2 separate regions of the Homo sapiens genome follow, and region 2 is linked to region 1. A link is a loop called in an ENCODE intact Hi-C map of the cell type or tissue named here. Cell type or tissue: endothelial cell of umbilical vein. All regions are shown on one strand. Each heading gives the region's core, and the rest is flanking DNA. Links, peaks and the distances in the headings are about the cores only.

Region 1 (9,136 bases), core at 2,136-7,135:
TTCCAGGTCTCATGACTCTTAGTTTAGATGCACACTGTAGTCTACCTCTGTACCACAATATGTGGCTGAGAGCCATGGGGAATGCCTGTTTTATGACAGTAGGAGTGCTTTCAGGGCATACCCTCATATAGATAACTTTATGGCTCATCTGTTCTCCGATGCGGCAATACTACTGCTTCTTGTCAATGCTGGATGGGAGCTCCATCCTTGAGCATATGAAAGTGGGTGTTGGTTGTAGTGGTGTTGGGTGGTTGGGTCTGCCTGACCTCAGGCCCTGAGGGAAGTGGACAGGTACCAGCAAGTTAGAATGGAGTAGGTAGTTCTTAGTTTGTAGGCCCCTAGATGGCTGCTAGACATTTTGTATGAGTTCTGAAGGGCCTGGCTTAGAGTTTGGCTAGTTCAGAGTTCAGGGGCTGGCTATGATTGGGGTGGCAGGCTGGTCCTTGGGTCACTGGCTGAACTCTTAGGTAGGGGCAGGCAGAATGCTTAGATGGAGGGAATATCACAGGCCTTCAATGGTTGGGTTGCAGGGAAATGTTCAGTCAGGTTCGGTGTGACTGTGCTATGGGTCTTTCAGTGGGAAGGGCAGGACCCTTCAGCTGGAACAATGGAGACTGGCAGCTGTGGGGCACATGGCATCCTCATGCTTCTCTCCCATCCAAGTGATGCTGAACTTTCCTGGTGGGGACATGAAAAAATGCCAAGCATCATCTGTTTACTCTGGGAGTTTTGCCCCAGAGGAATGCAGAGCTGCCAGTGCTGGCAGAGTTCAGGTGAGGGCAGGGCCATTGTGCTGGAAGTCCAAACCAGTGAACCTTGCCTGGCTAGAAACAGCAGGGGTGGGGGTGGGGGCTGGTGGCTGGGGGTAGTTGCAAGGCCTACAATCTGGGGGGCTCCTAGGGGAATGCAGAGCTATGCCCACTGGCAATGTTCAGGCAGCGAGATCAGTGCACTGGAAGCCTGAGCCGAGCCTTGCCTGAGGAGGAGTGAGACAGTCTGGCTGCTCCTTGGCACTGTAGTTGCAGCCTCTATTTGGATCATGACATTTGGGTGCTCAGAAATCCAAAGCCTGTGAGGCTCCAAGTGGGCCTGAGTGGGGTCTCTGCAAAAACCCTAGTTGGCTCTCTGCATTGGTCTTGAGGCTGGGGAGTATGTGTGTTGGAATGGTCAGGGGGGTTCTCCTATGCCCAGGATTACAAAGGTCTGTAGTGGAAGTGTGGATTTACTGGGGATTCTCAGTCACTTATCCTTTCCTCACGTCAGGGAGCTTCTCCCATTATTGCACTGGTCCCCTGTGGGTAGTTATCCAGCTTCACCCCTCTCTGTTCTCTGTGGAGTCCCTCACTTTCTTGGTGAATCCCAACATGGTATCAGAGACAACCACGAGAAGAGTGAGTATCTAGTCACCACTTTGTTTTCTCTCCATGCAAGACTGGTGCATTATAGCTGCTTCTTCTAGGCAGCCATCTTGAACCCAATCTCAAAATCCACAATTCTTTAAGTTTAAGAAGAAAACATGCCTAAATGGAGTAATCAATTTTCTCTTACTAATTTTCTGTATCATTTTGGATTATTCTCTTAAGTGGTCTTAGCATCAGATGCCTTGTTTATAAAAAATGTTAATTAGATTAAAGCAACTTTAAGTTGTCTAATAGTTTTATAAAACTGTGAATTTCTGTAGGTAATCTTTTGTAGATAAAATGATCCAAGTCCCAATCCTTCCATTAGGGTCTCCTAAGAAGAAAATGTGGTATAATTTTTATAAGAAGACTCCTGTTCATAGACCATAAACTGAATTATCAGGAGTATATATGATTGGGGTTCCAATCTCATTTATGCTTTGATTCCAAAAAATTAGCAACAAAAGACTGCATTGAGATTAGCAATCAGCCTATAAGGCCCAAACCTAAAATACCTGGTTTATAAAATGGTGCAATCCCATTACTGGGTATACACCCAAAGGATTATAAATCATTCTACTATAAAGACACATGTGTCTATTGCAGCACTATTTACAATAGCAAAGACTTGGAATCAACTGAAACTCCCATCAATGGTATAGTGGATAAAGAAAATGTGGCACATATATACCATGGAATACTATGCAGCCATAAAAAAGAATGAGTTCATGTCATTTTCAGAGACATAGATAAAGCTGGAAGCCATCATTCTCAGCAAACTAACATAAGAACAGAAAACCAAACATCATGTGTTTTCATTCATAAGTGGGAGTTGAATGATGAGAACACATAGACACAGGGAGGGGAACATGACACACACACCAGGGCCTGTCAGGGGATGGCAGCAAGGGTAGGGAGAGGATTAGGACAAATACCTAATGCATGCTGGGCTTAAAACCTAGGTGGTGGGTTTATAGGTGCAGCAAATCACCGTGGCACATGTATACCTATTTAATAAACCTGCATGCTCTGCACATGTATCCCAGAACTTAAAGTAAAATGAAAAAAGAAGAAAAAGAAAAGAAATGTCCAAGCTGAAAGGGACTAGGTCAGAGAAGAAATTTACTCAGCTGAATGAGAACTTATTCTGAACTTAGTCCAAGATTAAAGGATTTTTATGACAAATGTTCTTGAGAGTGAAATGATGTGGAATCCCTCAACTTATCTGGAATATTCTTCCAATAAACCCAAGTCAGTTACTCAGAGAGGAAGAAACGTTGTAAAGCAAAGTTCTAGTGAGTTGAATCTGGAAAGAACATCAGAATACAAGGCCAATTTTAGTGCTCAACATTGGCTAAATAAGGTCACAGTGTCCACTAGTCTAGAGTAACCACTGGAGCACAGATGGGTCTAGAGCATGTCAACTTAGATTGGGGGAAGGAGAAAAGAGAAAGAGCACAATAAAAGAAAAGTTTATGGCCAAGAGGAGGCACAGAAACTTAGTGTCTGGGAAACATGCAATAAGACTCTCAGAAGAAATGAAAATAGAGCTACTAGGAAGATCATCGTGTTTGTATTGCACAATATTGAGTACTAGAAAAAAGGAATTTGGGAGCATTGTTTCATTGTAATAGCAAACCAGGAATATTAATAGGTGCTGTAGCATTAAGGACATTCTCTGGACTGGCATCAGACAAGTCTGCATTCTAACATTGGCTCCCTCACTTATGCCATCTGTGATCTCACTAACTCACCTTTCAGTTTCTTATTTGCAAAATACGGATATTGACAGCTAACATGACAGTTTTTTGTCATGATTAAGTGTGATAATATAACACAAAATAGGTACTCAATGATTGCTACTGCTGCTAATATCACTGCTGTCATTTCTTTCAGTTAAATGGGAAGTAAAGCAACCAAAGTTCCCAAGTTTTAATCAAGTAAAACATATTTCAGAGGACATTAAGTTTTTAAATGCCACAAAATTTCTCCATCTTCTATTCAGGAAGCTCCTCTTAAAGAATTTCCTTTCACCACATCAATATTTACCTTAAGTTTTTAGATCAATGAAAATATCAACTAGGTACATGCACATTTGCTAGGATGAGTGACAATTATTTCATTGATTCTTTTATTCCTTACCCTCTAAATTAATAATTGGGGATGTAGGTAAACTACAGCAAGTATGGGCCAATTTACCAAATTTTATTGCCTTGCTGACAAAGTCCTTCAAAAAGCATCTACAAATAACGTGGATTCAGAAAAAAGAATAACATGTGGTAGCCAAAACTACTCAATCTACAATAAGACAGATGCAGTTGAAAAACAGGAAGACCTTGCCACTGGTCAAAAAATCAGCGTTTAGTTTTAGTTCCTATGTGTTCTACTGAATTTTTCTCATGTAAGCTTGATTTCAAGTATGACTATATAATATATTTAGATTGAAACTAAAATGACTGATTATTAAAAGCGTTACCTTTGATTAAAAAATCAAAATCACATTTTAAATAGACTTACATCTTTAAAGTAAAAAAATATGTAACCACAGTGAAAGTTTGTAGAAGTTAGGACACAGATGGAGAAAAGCAAGAGGTCATATTCCAATGTATCTTTCTACCTGTGTTCTGTGTCCCTAAGTCTGAGATTAATATCTTCTTTGCTCCTTACTAAACCTTGTGAAGTAGTGCTTTGATGACCGCTTTATACCTGCAGAAATTCAGGCTCAGAGTTCAGGTGCATGTCAAAGGTAAATTAGCTCATAATTAGTTGAGGTAGCATCTCAACTTCAGTTTACCAAACCTCAGAGCTGATGCTGTTTCCACTATTCATTATGCCTCTATGTGCAAAGAGTAAGGAAGGTTATATTTTCAAAACCCTGAGGGGGCAATATATTATTTAAAAACAAAAATTTCATTTGTCTTAAGAATCCATTTACTGGCAAAGTTCATTCTTATGATCTAAGCTTTAGACTTTAGGAAATACATTCAGCATGAGTAATGTTCCTTTTCGCTTTTGAGTCATATCCCCAATGCCCTTCCTCTTGGCCTCCTTTTCAGCCACGAAAATTCCTATTCATCTTTCAAGTGGTGTCTAATATTGCTTCCTCTGTGAAGCCTTATTTATTCAAACTTTATATTTTCCCAACTACACAAAATATTGGATGCTTATTCTGTGGCCCTGGAACACAGGACATTTGTTTATGACAGTATTTCTCAATTCACTGTACTTATTTGTTAATACATCAGTTTTCTGTGACCGCTGCAGATAAGAGAGGCTGTGATCTCTGCAAGGACAAGGTTGTCGGTTTATTCATGTCTCTTTTTCTTTAGTGACTACCAAAGTGAATAGTATATAGTCGGCCAGGTGCATTGGCTCAGGCCTGTAATCTCAGCACTTTGTGAGGCTGAAGCAGGTGGATAGCATGAGCTCAGGAGTTTGAGACCAGCCCAAGAAACACTGCAAAACCCCATCTCTACAAAAAAATACAAAAAAAATAGCCAGGTGTGATGGTGTGCATCTGTGATCCCAGCTACTCAGGAGGCTGAGGCAGGAGGATTGCTTGAGCATGAGATGCAGAGGTTGCAATGAGCCAAGATCACGCCACTGCACTCCAATCTGAATCAAAGAGTAAGATCCTGTGTGATGGTTAATACTGAGTGTCAACTTGATTGGATTGAGGGATACAAAGTATTAATCCTGGGTGTGTCTGTGTGGGTTTTGCCAAAAGAGATTAACATTTGAGTCAGTGGGCTGGGGAAGGCAGATCCACCCTTAATCTAGTTTGCACTGTCTAATCAGCTTCCAGTGAATATAAAGCAGGCAGAAAATGAAAAGGAGAGATGGGACTAGCCTCCCAGCCTACATCTTTCTCCACGCTGGATGCTCCCTCCCCTTGAATCTCGGACTCCAAGTTCTTCAGTTTTGGGACTTGGATAGGCCCTCCTTGCTCCTCAGCTTGCAGACAGCCTATTGTGGGACCTTGTGATTGTGTAATTTAATACTTAATAAATTTAATATATATACATATCTTATTAATTCTGTGCCTCTAAGAGAACCCTGACTAATACACCCTGTTTAAAAAATAATAATAAAAATAGTACATAGTGTCTGATGACTAAATGAATTGTTTCTTGTTACATATTCTGATTATAAGAAATAAAATATTTAACTATTCAATTCACGTGCCCAGAGATGGAAGCCAAAAACAAATTTGAAGTGAGTTGTACTGTTTTCTCCTTTCCAGCTTCCTCACAAGTGAGAAGTCCCTAATAGAGACTTTGTACTGAATCTGAGTAAAAATAATTTCAGTTCTGAATAATCACTTTCCTGAAATTGATCTTTTACTTTTTTTCCTCTAATATTTGCAAAAAGAATGGAGAGTACCAACTTATTAAGAATATCTAATTACTTTTATTTTTCAGGCACTGAAAATGCTTGGATATCATACAGATAGTTTCATTATCTTCTTTTTAGAGGCACTCTGAATGTGAATTGCATCTGAGTCAGTCTATCCTTCCAGGAATTGAATTAGTTTTCCTCACACTCTCAGAGGAGGCAATGCATAACACAAGTTACATGTCAGGAGCATTCCCCAGAGATGATGATTTTGATTCAACATCCTACTGTTTCAAAAATATAGCAATATAATTTTAATATGCTATTGGGCATATATTCTGGTGGCAGTTTACCACTTCGAAAGGGATCAGATTAAAATGTCTTTATTAGAGGTCAAAATCAGCTACAGAAATTTATTCTAACCAAATAAATAATCTTATTTAGACTTTTATGTATGAAATTTATTACATTGGATCATTCTTGATAAAACTGCCTCACAGTAAGTACACAAGATAAAAATAAATACATAAATACACAAATGAATGAATCTTCTCTGCGCCCTTCCTATTCAAAGATGACATTACTGTCAGTGATTGCTATTTGTGTGTGTGGGTGAAGAGGAAAAGACCAATCTGTAACCTCCAGTCCCTTCCACACTGTGCACACATGGAGATTGTTCTTTGATTTGCAGCTGCTATTTGCAGAGCTTGTCACTGTTTGCAATTCTGTTACTTGGTATCACCTTAGGCCAGAATCCTCCAGCCTGAAAACCCCTCAGTTCCTGATTGCAATAAGCCTGTCTGCTCTCAAGATAGACTCTCATGAGAAATCACTGGAAAGTCTTTTCAGTACATATTTTTATGTTGCCTTCTTCTGTCCCTTTTCACCTACTATCCTATGGTTGCTGGAACAGGTTGTTCTCAGTAATTTTAACACTCATCTAGGATATTTTTTTTTCCTTCAAGTCATGGTCCTTCCATATTGGTGTCCTCATTGCACTGTTATGAGATAAATCATTTGTTTATATTAAAAACAAGAAATTGTTAAGGATGACACACCCTGTCCTGGCCTGAAGTTATTTGTTTGTTTGTTGTTTAAACAACATTCATCAAGGGACTCCGATAAAATGGTCCATAAAAGGGTGGGGGGCGGGGTGCATAATATGCATTGTGTTTCCAGGTTACATTCATTCAGTAACATTATTAAAGTTTATATTATTTTCAAGACACTTTGATAAATGCTGGGCCTATGAAAAGGTACAAGGAATAGCCCCCTTCCTAATTTACTGACATCCTACTAGAGAAGAAAAACCTATAACAAAAGACTATCAAAACCATGGGATAATATTGTATAAATTAAGGGAGTTGAGTGAGTAACTTTTCTGGTAGAATCCAGATGACTTTAAGAAGCACACGTTAAGACTGCCAACAAATGGTGCGAATGTCTGTCAATATCTGTAGAATGTGCAACATGAGCCCTAATGCAAACTATGGAGATGATAATGGTATGCCAATATAGGTATATAGATTATAACAAATGTACAACTCTGGTGTGAATACTGATGGTCATGGAGGCTGTACGTCTGTTGGGGCAGGAATATCTGAGAAATCTCTTTACCTTCCACTCAACTTTTGCTATGAACCTAAAACTGTTCTAAGACAAAAAGACTGCCAACAAAAAAAACACACACACAGTAAAGGCACTTTAGGCTTAAAGAAAAACAGAAATGAATGCAAAATGCAAACAAAAGTGCTAGCATATTAGGGGAATAATAAACAGTATAACCATTTAAAATAATATATATTAATTCTACTTTCTACCAGTTAGTTTAATTTATCATTTGAGGCTTTGCTATCATTTTACTACCTACTTTGGGTTTACTTGAATTAGTTTTTATTTTCTAATTGAATTTTATGCAACTGGAGAATATGAAAACTAAGTCCTAGAAACCTGTATAATTTTGGCAAGTGTGAATTATTGAAACTGTTTGGCTATATATAATTTTTCTCTCTTAGCTCATTATGTGGCAATATGTTAATTTTGTTATGTTTTGTCTCATTATTTTCTAAAACTGCCCAAATGCAAAACACAAACTAAACACAAATTAACTGTAAAATAATCAAATGTAAGACTAACTTAGGTACCTAGAAATAGTGCAAAATATAAAAGCTAAAGTTTAAAACAAATAAGGAGTAAGTCCTAACACAAGAGAAGAGATGAAATAATAAATTTATATTAAAAATAAAATTCCCAAGTGTTGTTTTGATTTAAAAGGCATTTTGAAAAGTTATCTTCTTTCTGCCAAGAACTTCAAAAAGGCTAACATTTAAAAAGACAGCCAAATAATCTAAAAGCCAGTGTATGGGAATATGGTCCCTACTACCATGAGTAAGCCTATTACACAAGTCCACTTCTATCTATTCATTTCACCCATGTATTGTGTGCCAGATTGAAGAAACAAACAAACAAACAAACAAACATTTCTTTGGTCCTGGATATTGTTTTTAAATTGCATTATTTACATTTCTTAGAGTTCAATAGACTTTACCCAAGGTCCACATAAAAAAAATGTGGATATTGAGCAATTCTAGTACCCTACCTCTCTTTGACCAACACAGCTCTGATCTTTTCTCTCATGTGTTTGGATTTGTATGTGAGGTGCTGTTTAACAATAGCAAGACAAAAAATGAAATAATAACTTGGAGAATGAGTGGAAAAAATATCAGGAAGGAAAGGAAAGAAAACTGCTAGGGGAGTAGAAAGGAAAAAAAGGAAAATGAAGGAAAAAGAGAAGAGGATAAGAAAAGAAAAAAAATACCCTATGAAAGCATAACACATCTAACATGCATTCATTTTCCTAGATAGAATCCTGGGGTATGTTAGTGATTGTGCTTCATATAGCCACTGAGCCCTTTACTTGCTCTATCTTGTTGATTATTTTCAGTAACTATTATTATTATTTATTATTTTATCCTACCTACCCAATGGTGTTACGGAAGACAAATCCTCCAGCACAAAGCTTTGGTTTGACATTGTTATGAAGGCCAGTAAAGAGACAGCAATACCACAGGCGGGCTTCAGGGACCAAGTATTGTTTATAACACTTGTAGCTGCCTTGCTTGCGCTCTTCGGATATCACAGACAGTCTGGGGAAGCAGTCCTGGCAGCACACATTTGCCTGCCAAGAAGCCCAGGAGGTAATGATTAAAGGCTCTTATAAATCTCTCTCTGAAATGCCTGAAGGCCTTAGTGGTCTGTAAAAGCAATATTGGTAAAGAACCAAGTATCAATGTTGCTGGCAGCAATACAATTTTAATGTCATTTTTAATATTTAGATTTATGACCAGACTCCTAAAATAGCAAACTAGCAAAATCATGAATTTCAATATGAGTTAAAAAGT
Region 2 (7,043 bases), core at 1-5,000, 53 kb after region 1:
GGTATTTATACATAATCTACATTGTCTTTTAAAGTTTTAAATTTTGCCTATAAAATTTAGGTGGTTTATCTACCAGGAAATGAGTTATTTTAACTTTATCAACATTTTGTAGTTTTCATTGATACGTAAAAAATGTGCATGTTTTCTGGGTACATGTGATAATTCGATACATTCACATAACCAAATCAGGATAATTTGATATCATCTTAAATATTTATTTTTTCTTTGTGCTAGAGACATTTGAATTATTCTTTTTTAGTTATTTTGAAATGTTCAGTCGATGATGAATCAGTCATTGATTAATCATCCTCCTTATCTGTCAAACACCATGTCTTATTTCTTCTGTTTAACTGTATGTCTGCTTTAATTGTGTGAAGTACTTGTTCATTTTCCCCCTAAGGATAGACATTTTTTGAAATGTCAAAACTCTCATTATTTCCCCCAAGGATATAATACCACTTCCATCATGCCTAAGTTTCCATGCCCAAGTGTGCCTGGTTCTGTACTGTGTAGTGTAATCCACATGTCAATCTATGTGTCACTGTATCAATACCACAGTGTCTTAGTCACTGTAGCTGTGTAGTGAGTTTTGATAACTGGTGAGGAAAAGGCCCCTCTCTACCCCATTGACCTTCACATTTTCACATTTAATATTAAATTCAGATTTTCGTCTTTAAAAAATGTGATTTTAATTGAGATTATATTTAAACTGCATATCTTTTTAGATGAATAAAAAACTTTGACATATTGACATCTTCAATTTTGGAATATAATATACTTCATTTACTTAGATACTATTTATAACTTTAATTATTAGTATATTTTCAGGATTTATGTCTTATGATATGATAGTATTGATGTATATTTCTTTTTAATTTATTAACAAGGTTTCTTTTAATTCTTATTCTGTCTCATTTGTGTTTTTCTTCATTTGCATATTTTTAAATCATGAATGGCTATTGAATTCTATCTAACTCTTACTTCACCAAGTAGGATTATTTAAAAATTTTGTTTATCTTCTAATCATCTTTTAATCTTTTAATGTTATTAATTGCTTGATAATTTTTTCTAATGTTGCCCTATCTGTATTCTTGAAATGAATGCAGTAGATGAAATTGAGGTCATCACTTTTGTAGACATTGCTTGCTAAATGTGGTAGTCATTAGTGCTACTCACTGATATTTGTTTCTTCTCTTCTTTCTTCCCTAACTTTAATTAGGCATAGCCAATTCATGGTGAATGGAAGACCTGTGTGTCACTTCTGGGCTGCAATATTTAATTACAAGTCTGAACTGTCCAGAACGATCTTCCTCCTTCCAAAGAGATCTTGGAAGCACATGTTGCAATAGAGCTTGTGAGCTTCTAGTTCACTGAATGACTCATTGAATAGAGTTCTTTCGACAACCAGAAAATGGGCATAAGGGAAAATAAACTTTTTTTTTCTGTTAAACATATGAGATTTGGGAGCTTTTTATACCACAGCATTACCTGACCTATCTAAGTGATAGAGTGAGAGTCAATAAGAATCAATATTCATAAATCAGACTCGCCTATAATTTTCATTTGTCAAACTATCCTTTTCTAGTGTCAGATAACGTTGCACTGTTTTCATAGAATAATATACATTTTCATATCTTTGGATGAATTTTATGATCTTGGAATGATGTACTCCTTTTACATCTGCTAAATCTCAAGTGTAAATTTTTTTTTTTTTAGTTTGTGGGAAGATTTTAGCAAATGTTCATGTTGAAGGCTTTTTCTAACTTTCCTAAGTTCTTTGAAGAGATAATGCTAGTATTTCATATAAAGAAGATATGTAGAAAAGCGATTTGAGAATGGAGATAAAAAGAATCAAATGTTTACTCATGCTGAGAAATGGCAGATCCTTGGGCTGCAGAAAGAGAGGATGGGATTTGTTCGTTGTTCTCTGACCTTACCTTAGGAAATTTGTAAGACCTCACACAAATATTAGGTTGGCACGAAAGTAATTGCAGTTTTTACCATTACTTTTAATGGCAAAAGCCACAATTACTTTTGTGCCAACCTAATATTTGGCATCTATGGGGTTTACCACTGAAGCATGACATCTTCTAAAAGATTATCATTCTCAAAGCAAAGAAAAAGAAAACCAGATGCATAGGATCTGAAACAGTCATGCTGGCTTGTACCTTGTGTATTCCAGTGGCAATCAATGTGCGCCCACACTGAAGGATCAGGGGGATTTCCTAAAGCAAATTGTTCTAATTCTCTGTAGGATTCTAGAAACTTGACATAATTTAGAAAAACTTTTTGATTACAATAGAAATATAATTTTCCATAATTTCTGTGGGTTTACTATCAGATACAAATAAAGATTGATTTAAATAAATAAAAAATGTGATATTTGCACACATTAATTTCTAATTGACATACTTACATTTAGATTTTTATTTTAACAGAAATAATGTAAACAAACTCCTGGGAATTGCTCTTCAACTTTGTTCTTGAATAAATACATAAGTCAAATTCTTAGAAGAGAGGCAGACATATCAGGCTTCACACTGCTTAGTGGCTTGTAGCATCTCTTGATATCAATATAGAAATAATACAAAAGCCTTTGAAATTTTTAGTATTCAACAATGAAAAGCCTGAGTTCTCCAGGAAAAAAAAAGAATCTGTCCCAGAGCAGTTGTTGAAGAGGCCAGATGAGGGAGCCTGTACAGAGAGTCATTTCCCATTGAGGGAAACTTTGATGAAATGGAGGGAGGAGATGAGAAGCAAATGGAGGATAAATTCTCTCTTAGAACGCCCCCTGGGTGAACTGTGTGGAGATGCAGGAGTTCATACAGCTTTTCTCATGATGTCTAGCAAGACCGAAAAATCAGATGTGCTTCTTAAGAAGTACATAACTAAAATGGAAATAAAAGTGGAGTGGTTGTTAAGTCAATTCTCTCATGACAATTTACGCAACTTCCTCTATTTTCTATTTTCTTACATCCATATGATCTGCTTTCTCTCATGGCTCTCATTTTAGAAACACCTCTTGGCAGTGTGCAATGACATTTTTGCTTGTTTTGAAACAACCAAAAACTCAGGTTGCTTAACTCCCTATCTCATCTAGTTCCTTAAATTATTCAGTCTTGTAGAACTTGGCAAAGGAAAAATGAGAAAATGGTCCTGCTCAGTAGAAATCTGTTGATTTCTATCCACTGAAATCCATTAGTCTTTGAAGTTAACTCTTTCTTAATGTGTCCTTATGTTACAGTAAGTATGGTGATTCCATTTATGGATAGATACACATTATTTTGTTTCCAGAAATATTTTAGAAAAATAATGTACACTTCAATCTATATTGGCAACCAATAATCCATGGTATTTTGTCGTCCGCTTTCAGAGACCTTGCAATATTTGAGATTTGTTTTCTACTAAATTTAATTTCTTACTAATATAGACCTTCTGTGTTAGACTCCTATCTGATTTCATATATGAGTTTGAAACATTATCACATGACTGAATCAACTTTGTGAGCAAATTATTCCAAAAAAACAAATATTTACTCATATTAATCACCTTCTCAAAAAATTTTGATAGTTTCATATCAGAGAAAAATTTCCTATAAACCAAAGTAAACTCAGTGTCCAAGACCCCCTAACATCAGGTTCCAACTAATCTTTCAAGACTTACTTCATCAAACTCCATTAGAAAAACAGTCTGGTCTTACAGCTTTTTCAAAAACTAGCAATTTAGTTTAATTAATTCCCATTTATGAATTTTTTGTTGCTTATATTTTAAGGTCTTGGTCATGATTATTATTATTATTATTTTTTGCCTAGACAAATGTCCCAAAGAGTTTTTCTAGGCTTTCTTCTAGTATTTTAGTCATTTTAGGTCCTGCATGTGTTTAATCCATCTTGAGTGAATTTTTGTATGGTAAGAAATAGGGGATCAGTTTGATGTTTCTGCATATAGCAAGCAATCCAATTTTTCCGAACACCATTTATTGAAAAGGGTGTCCCTTCCCCAGTGTATGAGTTTGTCAACTTTGTCAAAGATCAGTTGGCTTCTGTACAGCAAAAGAAATAACCAATAGTGAACAGACAACCTGCAGCATAGGAGAAAATATTTGCAAATTATGCATCCTACATGGATTAATATTTAGAATTTACAAGGAATTCACACAAAGCAATAAATAAATAAATAATTCCATTAAAAATAGTCAAAGGACAGGAATACACATTTTTCAGCAGAAGACGTACAAATGACCAAGAGACATATGAAAAAAAACTTAGTGTAACAAATCATCAGACAAATGCAAATTAAAAGCACAATGAGATACCGTATTATACCAGTCAGAATAGTTATCACAAAAAAGACAGAAAATAACAAATGTTGATGAGGATGCACAGAAAAGGGAACATTTATACACTCTTACTGAGACTGTAAACTAGTACCACTTCTATGGAAAATAATATAGAGGATCCTCAGAGAACTAAAACTAGAACTACCATTTGATCCAGCAATCCCATTACTGAGTATCTACCCAAAGGAAAATAAATCATGATAGCAAAAGATACCCTCACTTGTATGTTTATGGCAGCACTATTCACAAAAGAAAAGATATGGAATCAACCTAACTGTCCATTAGCAGAAGATCAGATGAAGAAAATGTAGTATAGGTACACTATGGAATACTACTCAGATATTAAAAAAATGAAATCATGTCTTTTGCAGCAACATGAGTGGGACTGGACGTCATTATTTTATGCGAAACAACTCAGAAATGGGCAAATACCACATGCTCTCACTTATAAGTTGGAGCCAAATAATGTGTACACGTAGGCATAGAATGTGAAATGATAGATAATTGAAACTTGGAAGGGCGGCGAGGATGGGAGAGGATGAGTGATGAGAAATTACCTAATGGGTACAATGTACAGTATTTGAGTGGTGTATGCACTAAAAGCCATAACTTCACCACTATGCAATATATTCATGTTACAAAATTATACTTGCACCCCTTAAATTTATACAAATGAAAAACAAGAAACCCTAGACATTTTAGATAAACATTTTGTGACATTTAAATACAGTGAATTGAAGCTCTCTTATCTTTTTCATAATATACCTCTTTCTTTAAAATTTTACTAAAAGCTAAACTAGTGTTAACTTTCCTTTTTAATTCCACTCATGCCAAAATATTTTTAAACTATTTAAACATGAAGGAATCTTTACAGTATTATTCATAATTATAAGTAACTCTTAAATAAATTATTTACCAGCCCTAAACCAGAGCCAATAGGAAATGAGATTGTGGAAGAAACTTAAATGACCAGAAAAGATAGACAAAATATACTGAGAGTAAAAAGGAGCAGGTTATCAATAAGTATATACTGTATAATTCTATATTTGCATAAAGTAAATTCACAAAGGTTATCATCTGCAATTTATATTTTCATGTAATGAGAAAAATGTTAATAGAAACCTCCCTAAAAGAAAATAATTTTATGTCATACTAAGAGAGAAACATTATAATAATTATTAGTTTTTTGGGGAGGGGTAGAGGGATGCTGTGGTCCATGCCTGTCTCTAAGACATTCATTCATTAATCTGCTCTTTGCCTAGTTCTGAATGAAAGGCAGAAAATATGGTGATGCACTATGCAGATATATGTCGGCCTGTTAATAAAAACTGAGCAATAAATAATTATCTTTTTTCCTAAAAATAACTTTAATTTTTCATGCATGTTTAATAATGTTTGTTTCTAGAAGTAACATGTAATAAAAAGATATATTTAATATCTTTAAATGGACAGGCATGAAAATATCATCTGTTCTATCCTTCACTTTCCAAGCTAGACTCAATGAAAAATGTTAGATGAAAAATAAACACTCAGAAATATTTCCATGTCAATATTTTTGGCAAAAATATTAGGTCATTTTGCATGAATACTTACTGGAAATATACATAATTCTGTGGGAAAAAATGATGATTTTTGTGTTTATGGTTCATACCTCAAGAACATAGTTATTCAATTAAGCTTGCCTACTCAAACAATATAACAGGTTTACTAGACATTTTTTAATAAGTAAAAGTATTTGATGTCTTTATTATCTGCTCCAGATATGAAGATCAAATCCACACTCAACAACACACAATTTGAGCTCAGAGTCTTTATTGTAATTGGAAAATACATGGCCTGCTTGCCAAAAACTAAGGAGTCTCTGACTATGTGATGTAATTTAATGAGTGTTTAATCCCAGATTTTACTACTGAAGAGCATCAAATCCCTTCATTAGTATAAATTTATTGTGAGCTGCAGTCTTAGTTTTCTTATTTTTATTTTCCCAGTTCTTGCATACTACTTGTCATGTAGCACTTAGCCTATACAGATTTGTTGATAGACTTCTCCTTAAGTGTTTTTAATGTGCACATGCATTTCAACTAGATTTGGTCATTATTGGCTAGATGATTAATACTTGCACACTAATATACCCTCCCTAGCCAAGGGTACTAAAAAAAAAAAAGGGTAGCTAATTGTTCATGAAAATTAGAAGATACACAGAAAGGAAATTTCTAGGAGGTTGTATGTTGGCGGGCAGGGAGTAAAACTAAGCAAAGCAGAAAAGACTGAGAACAAAATGAGCAGCTTTGATGAAGCAGGAAGATACCGAGTTTCTGAGTTGAAGAAGGGGAGTAAAATGAAAATTAGAATTATGCTATGGACTAAATTGTGTCTGCCCAAAATTCATGTGCTGAATCCCAATCCCCCATTATGACCCTATTTAAATATAGGGCTTTTACAGAAGTAATCTAAGTTAAATGAAGTCATAAGCTAGGGCCCTGATTCTGTAGGGTGAGTGTCCTCATAAGAAAAGATAACAGAAAGTGTGGCTCGCTTTCTCTGCCATGTGAGGACACAGCAAGAAGGCAGCCATCTGCAACTCTGAAAGTGGACTCTCACTAGAATTCAACTATGCTGTCATCTTGGTCTCAAATTTCCAGCCTACAGAACTGTGAGAAAATAAATTTCTGTTGTTTAAGTCACCCTGTTATGGCATTTTGTA

What was found. Hi-C counts contacts between places; a loop is a spot of excess contacts. Peaks named below come from ENCODE experiments on the same cell type or tissue, not always from the same donor. Only the 100,000 strongest peaks of a DNase experiment are listed, where the experiment ranks them.
Region 2: it touches region 1 in a loop (3-fold over the local background); 2 of 110 quality-filtered maps call a loop at or near these places.

What each region holds. Positions count from the first base shown.
Region 1 is chr13:65,908,974-65,918,109 of GRCh38, forward strand. It overlaps LOC105370243 (a long non-coding RNA gene), which reads left to right. Exons shown (of 3, transcript XR_942033.2): 3 at 5,822-6,134. Among named protein-coding and RNA genes, the nearest start is that of LINC01052, 47 kb to the left of the region's middle. RefSeq lists an enhancer at 4,102-5,301. In endothelial cell of umbilical vein, for the core only: no CTCF peak of the experiment used is centred there; DNase peaks (open chromatin) are centred at 3,768, 4,438 and 5,928; H3K27ac peaks cover 3,857 bases.
Region 2 is chr13:65,964,372-65,971,414 of GRCh38, forward strand. MIR548X2 (microRNA 548x-2) reads right to left here and starts at 2,058; the gene lies at 1,959-2,058. In endothelial cell of umbilical vein, for the core only: a CTCF peak has its summit at 2,744; no DNase peak of the experiment used is centred there.